2 separate regions of the Homo sapiens genome follow, and region 2 is linked to region 1. A link is a contact called in ENCODE Hi-C or POLR2A ChIA-PET data. All regions are on one chromosome and are shown on one strand. Each heading gives the region's core, a stretch centred on a gene start or an enhancer-like site at or near the end of the contact. The rest is flanking DNA. Distances are from core to core; before and after follow the strand shown.

Region 1 (3,184 bases), core at 438-2,937:
TTTTTTTTCCTTCAAGACAGAGTTTCACTCTTGTTGCCCAAGCTGTAGTGCAATGGTGTGATCTCAGCTCACTGCAACCTCCACCTCTTGGGTTCAAGCAATTCTCCTGCTTCAACCTCTCTAGTAGCTGGGATTACAAGCACGCACCACCATGCCCAGCTAATTTTTTGTATTTTTAGTAGAAACAGGGTTTCACCATGTTAGCCAGGCTGATCTCGAGCTCCTGACCTCAGGTGATCCACCCTCTTCAGCCTCCCAAAATGCTGGGATTACAGGTGTTAGCCACTGCGCCCGGCCATCTTCAAACACTTTCTTCGCTTGGCTTTCGGGACACCACACTCAGCTCTCCTGCATCTCTGAACACCAGTTTTGTTTTTTTTTTTCATGTCAGACGGGAAATGTACTGATGTCATAACAAGATTCAAGGGTGCCACATCTCACACATGCACGTGAACACCCAATCAACACACTTAGGAACTACAAAAGGATCTGACCACTGCTTTTCACTCTCATCTTCATCTCCTAACATTGTCGAGCCCCAGAGGTAAATCATCAAATCTCTTCTCTCAAAACTCAAAGAGATTGATCCCAGCCAATCTCATTGCTTTAAACACCATCTATATGTTGAAGATTCCCAAATGTGCATCTCCAGCCATAACTTCTGCCTTAACTCCAGGTTTCTCCTATCCAACTGCCTACTTGTCAGCCTCACCTGGCAGTCTTAATAGATGTCTCTTATTTTTTTGGAGACAGAGTCTCGCTCTTATCACCCAGGCTGGAGTGCAGTGGCACGATCTTGGCTCACTGAAACCTCCGCCTCCCGGGTTCAAGCAATTCTCCTGCCTCAGCCTCCTGAGTAGCTGGGATTACAGGCCCGCACCACCACGCCCAGCTAATTTTTTAAGTTTTTAGTAGAGACTGGGTTTCCTGACCTCAGGTGATCCACCCGCCTTTGCCTCCCAAAATGCTGGGATTACTACAGGCGTGAGCCATTGCACGCAGCCTGTTTTTCTTGATTTCTATACCACTCTCTTTCCTTTGAATTCCCTGAGAGGACTGAATAGGTTGTTCTATTACCATTTAGTAGGAAGCAGCCCTGCTGGGTGAGTTGTCAAGCCAGTCACCAAGGGGCTTCCAGCTGCAGTTTGTGATTGAATCCTCTGATCTGCCTCCCACTAGATTCCACTATCATTAGCTTCACTGATACCAATGAGTGTGGGTCTGTAGAAATGAATTTTATTTATTTAATTCAGATCTTTGAGAAATTTACACAAAATTGCAGTGAAGATGAAGGCAACAAAATATTTTCAAACTGAAACACCCAGCCGTCAGCTATTGTGGATACTGTCGAGAGCAAAAACCACCAGTGCCAGTCAGCATCTGGTAAAGGAGGTTTTCCAGCTCGGTCCAATCCCTTCATTTTCTTGGCAAGTAAGAGGCTGTCTCCCATTTTTCAGGCAACCTTTTCATCATTTCTCATCTCTTCTTTCAATGCACCACAAGAGGGCAGTGTTTTATCATATTCTCCTTGAATTATATAATACCAACAGTGGAATGAGATGACTTCCAGAAGTAGAAATTGACTATTATGCCAAAACTGTTCACCAAAGTTGATAAAACTCTAGGTTTACAATTGTACCCCAAGGTCATGGGACTGGACCCCATCCCATAGTAAGTCATCAGTTTAGCAATGATAAAGAAAATAACCTTCTGAAAATTTGTATAGATCAGAAATAAAGTATTTTTTGTGGAAGACTATTTTTAAGTATTGAAGGTACTATTTCCTTTCTTGAATTCATATTGCAGATGTACGGTGTGGATTTATTGGTTTATCTCTGCAAACCTTAAAGTAGAAGATTGCAAGGGCCAGGTGTGGTGGATCACGCCTGTAATCCCAGCACTTTGGGAGGCTGAGGTAGGCGGATCACCTGAGGTCAGGAGTTTGAGACCAGCCTGGCCAACATGGTGAAACGCCGTCTCTACTAAAAATACAAAAATTAGTCAGGCATGATGGCAGGCGCCTGTCATCCCAGCTACTAGGGAGGCTGAGGCAGGAGAATTGCTGGAACCTGGGAGGCAGAGGTTGCAGTGAGCCGAGATCACACCACTGCACTCCAGCCTGGGTAACAGAGCAAGACTGCTTCAAAAAAAAATTTTTTTTAATTAAAAAAAAAGTAGATGACTGCAGCAAAGAAGAGATTTATTAGCTCTTCCTTTCAAGGTATCTGTGTACTGTATATAAACAACAAAAGCTGACCAAGAGTGGTACTTGTGCTAGGCATATTAGTAACTGCTTTGTAATTGAAAGCAAGAAATATCATAAACAAGCATTAGATGGCTAACTACCAAACAAGTTAAGTCCCTTAGGGCAGGTAGATTCAGTCTTTTCCTTCTCTGAGCAATTCCCTTCTGCCATAAACTACAGAGAGGTGATTAATAGAACATTGGAGAGTTGAATGATACCTAGCCAAACTGTACCCTAAAACTTTAGCCCTAAAAAGAGGAATTAAATTGTGTAGATGCCTTTAAAGAACATTTTTCTAGCATCTTTCTACATCTTTCCCTAAGTGGCCTCTTGAGCCCAGTCGGATTTTGGTTATATGCCATGATAGTAATCATAAGAATCAGTTAAAAATGATCCAAAAATGCACGAATACAGTCGATTCCCTCTCATTTATTCCTTGTGGAAAAAGAAAAACACAAATCTTAAAAACTAAAGCAAGTCAGGGAAGCCTGGAAAGATACCCAGATTTGATAACATGTTAGAAGGAAATCCAGGCTAAGGAATCTCATTTTCTAGCTTTGATCTGGTTGTCAGTTGGGATGGACTTGCCCAAGTGATGGCCCACAGAAAGGCCAAATTTCTTGTTTTTCTCCTCATCCTGTACCTCTTTTTTCATTAAGAATCCTGCCTGGAAGTTTAGGTCAAAGAGGCTGCTTGGAGCAAAATACAGTGGTGTCTCATCCCAAATATTCTCCAGGCGTTTCTTCCATCCTTCCAGGATTTGAATTCGGGCGTCTGCTGGAGTGTGCCCAATGCTATATGTCAGTTGAGGTTCTAAGACTTGGAAGCCACAGAAATGCAGAATGCCACTCTGAGGATACAGAAAGCACAGAGAGGTAAGTCAACCAATTCCATGCAGTTGTACTATAAACAACAGAAGTTGGTCTGGGCTTCTCAGTA
Region 2 (3,184 bases), core at 382-2,881, 270 kb before region 1:
TGGCGCCATGCCTCGAATTCCTTGGCTTCTGGATGATCCTCCTAATTCAGCTTCCTGAGTAGCCAGGACTACAGGCCACCATGCCTGGATAATTTTTTAATTTTTAAAATTTTTTTTGTGGAGAACAAGGTCTTGCTTGGTTGCCCAGGTTGGTCTTGAATTCCTGGCCTCAAGCAATCTTCCTGCCTTGGCCTCCCAAAGTGTTGGGAATACAGGTGTGAGCCACTGTGCCTAGCTATCCTTTTTTTTTTTTTTTTTTTAAATTCTGAGAGTCTCTAGCTCAAACACAAGTTAGCAGGTTAAGGACTACTCCAAGTTCTGGCAGAGCTAATTTTTACTACTTGGTCTTCAAAAAATAGAGGCTTTTTTAAAAATTTTTTTTGTGACAGAGCTTCACTGTATTGCCCAGGCTGGAGTGCAGTGGTGCGATTGTGGCTCACTGAAAACTTCGCCTCCCGGGTTCAAGTGGTTTTCCCGAATAGTTGGGATTACAGGTGAGCGCCAGCATACCCAGCTAATTTTTGTACTTTTAGTAGAGACAGGGTTTCACCACGTTGGCCAGGCTGGTCTCAAACTCCTGGCCTCAAGTGATCCGCCCTCTTCAGCCTCCCAAAGTGTTGGGATTACAGGCGTGAGCCATGGCACTTGGTCTTGTAACTCCTTTTTGAACATAACTTCAAAGTGAAGGCCTTTGCCCATGAGCTCTTTGACATCATCTGGTGTCCACTGGTGACCCATCAGCTCCAGAACTTTCTACTTTGTCTTGGAAGCTTTGCTGGTTTCTGTGGGCATGGCCATGGCTGCTCTGGTCATCTGCTCCTGCCTCATTTCTTATTGGTCAGTTGCCATTATCTTGGCCTAGAATCACAGTAAATTCTCTGAAGCCCAAATACGTTGAGGAAATACCAGGATGCAGAGCTCATTCAGGGTGGATCTAATGTGAGTAGTTTGATAACTTGCTGCAGCATAGGCTTAAAACCAGAGGGTCGGCCGGGTGCAGTGGCTCATGCCTGTAATCCCAGCACTTTAGGAGGCCGAGGCGGGTGAATCACCTGAGGTCAGGAGTTCGAGACCAGCCTGGCCAACGTGGTGAAACCTTGTCTCTACTAAAAACACAAAAATTAGCTGGGCATGGTGGCAGGCACCTGTAGTCCCAGCTACCTGGGAGGCTGAGGCAGGAGAATCGCTTGAACTTGGGAGGCAGAGGTTGCAGTGAGCCGAGATTGTGCTACTGCATTCCAGCCTGGGCAACAGAGTGAGACTCCGTCTCAAAACAAACAAACAAACAAACAACAACAACAAAAAACAGAGGGTCAGTGGAAATAGGACCTTGGTTGCAACAATGCCTGAGTATGTCAATGTTGATCCATTCACAAGTAAGAATCATAGGGATGACGTTTGTTATATTTCCTTTCATCATGCCTGAGAGCATAGTGGGAGGAAGTGGTGATATTTTTATCCTCTGGGTTGTTGATGTAATATTCTCATGTCAAGAAAAAGACTTTTTGGGAATGTAATTTCCATTTTCACTGAAGGCTCTGCTTCAAATTAGGACTTAACTGTCAGATACTTGCTCCTGGGTGAGCTTCTTGTCGCTCTGTACCAGGATGAACATGTAGTGGCAGATCATATCTGAGAAGAAGCAGATGATAAACATGGGCGGGACCATCCAGTGGCTGACGCTGGAGTTGGACAGTAGCTCCTACCCTCTGTCTTCACTGAGAGCTGGTCTGGCTTCTCCTGGGGTGCCGGGGCTCTTTGGGTTTTCGTCGAGGCCTTCGTATGCTCCTCAGCCTGGGCATTATCTTGGCCTAAGACTGGCCAGGACCCTGCTATAGCCTCGGGCCTAGTGCAGTGATTCCAACTCCTCCAGCTGGGCTGCCAGTGGCCCATGGCAGCCCTGCATCCATTTGATTTTCGCTAACTCTATCTGGAGACTATAGAGTTCTAAACAGAAACCAAAAGCTCCCTGACGTCTTTTTGCTTGTTCTAAGCCATCTCTATTAAGACCATATTTTAGAGTGAAAGTTATTAAACCGTAGAATTTTGTTTGATCACTCTGACCCCCACTTGCTTCAGTGAAAAAAAAAAAGAAGCAGGCTACAAAACATTATGTACTACATGAATTCACTTTGTGAGAACACAAAAAACTTTTATTTATCACTGCCTACCACACAAAATAGTAAGGATTCAATAAAAAATTGTAGACTAATGGCTGAAATGATTGAAAGAATACACAGGAAAAATGAAGTTTTATGCACCAAATTGTTAACTGGACTTATTTCTGTTCCAGGACTCTAGTTGATTATTCTTTTTTCCAAATTTACCACAGCGAATATATAACTTTTACTTAATATTTTAAAAAAGTGTTGTGCTTTCTCTTGTTTATAAGTGGTGAGAGACTGATGAAAGTGAAAGTACTTGTAGAAAGAACTGTGTAGCAAGTCAAAAATTCAGTCATTCCCTGAAATGTTGTAATCTATGAAGGAGTTTTATTGTCCTTTTACTCTGAAAGGCAACACAATAGTTGGGTTGTGTCAAAAGGAAAAAATATCATCCATAGTTTAGGTGTATAGAACAAATTGGGACATAATTCCAGAACTGATGACTTAGTTCCACAACAAAGAACAGTTTCACATATAATAACCTGAGAGTTTCAGATATAATAACAAGTGAATCGTGGCTGTCTTACTCTTGCTGTAAAATAGCATTCTTAAATACTGGGATGTGAGACCCACTCACTGGGTGGAGACCTTTTAGGAGATAAAAATAGAAGTTATCCTTATCCTCAGGGAGCTCATAGGCTGGTGACTATGACTGGGAAGTAACACTTACAGTTTTTATACTTCAATTGAATTAACATTTATTTAAAATAGGAATGATAATTTATTCCTGCTGAAATGGTTGTTATAAAAAGTAAAAAGCATTAATATTTCAAAAATACAAATTTTGATATATTAAATAATATAAATTCTAAATTTGCTAATTTAAGTAAATGTTTTTTGAGTATTTAAGTCAAGGACTGTGCTAAATATAATTTTACAAAATGGTTAATTTTCTGAGTAAGTAATGCTTTATTTGGTAAAACAGTTTCAGAGGCTGGGCATGGTGGCTCATACCTTTAATCCCAGCACTTTGGGAGGCCGAGGCTGGTGGATCACCTGAGATTGGGAGTTCGAGACCA

Evidence for each region. A loop is a pair of places that touch in the nucleus more often than their neighbours do. ChIA-PET counts read pairs that join two places held with the same protein, here RNA polymerase II (POLR2A). Pooled maps may share reads with other maps.
Region 2: a pooled map shows a loop between it and region 1 (2.2-fold over the local background). The contact joins the enhancer-like site here to the promoter of NQO1-AS1 in region 1. A Hi-C loop is called at or near these places in 1 of 50 pooled maps. POLR2A ChIA-PET finds 5 or more read pairs at or near these places in 2 of 52 experiments (OCI-LY7 and activated CD4-positive, alpha-beta T cell).

What each region holds. Positions count from the first base shown.
Region 1 is chr16:69,708,187-69,711,370 of GRCh38, forward strand. It overlaps NQO1-AS1 (NQO1 antisense RNA 1), which reads left to right and starts at 1,688. Exons shown (of 2, transcript NR_198990.1): 1 at 1,688-1,915; 2 at 2,051-2,397. It overlaps NQO1 (NAD(P)H quinone dehydrogenase 1), which reads right to left. Exons shown (of 6, transcript NM_000903.3): 6 at 1,215-3,095. The coding sequence ends at 2,790. It overlaps SNORD13H (small nucleolar RNA, C/D box 13H), which reads right to left and starts at 489; the gene lies at 386-489.
Region 2 is chr16:69,442,585-69,445,768 of GRCh38, forward strand. The region is part of intron 1 of CYB5B (cytochrome b5 type B); the gene reads left to right. It also overlaps the pseudogene LOC100420066. Among named protein-coding and RNA genes, the nearest start is that of CYB5B, 20 kb to the left of the region's middle. RefSeq lists a silencer at 921-1,203 and enhancers at 1,550-1,629, 1,660-1,919. Within about 2 kb of position 1,632, at least 23 of the 41 ENCODE cell types and tissues checked have a DNase peak (open chromatin) inside an H3K27ac peak, as active enhancers do.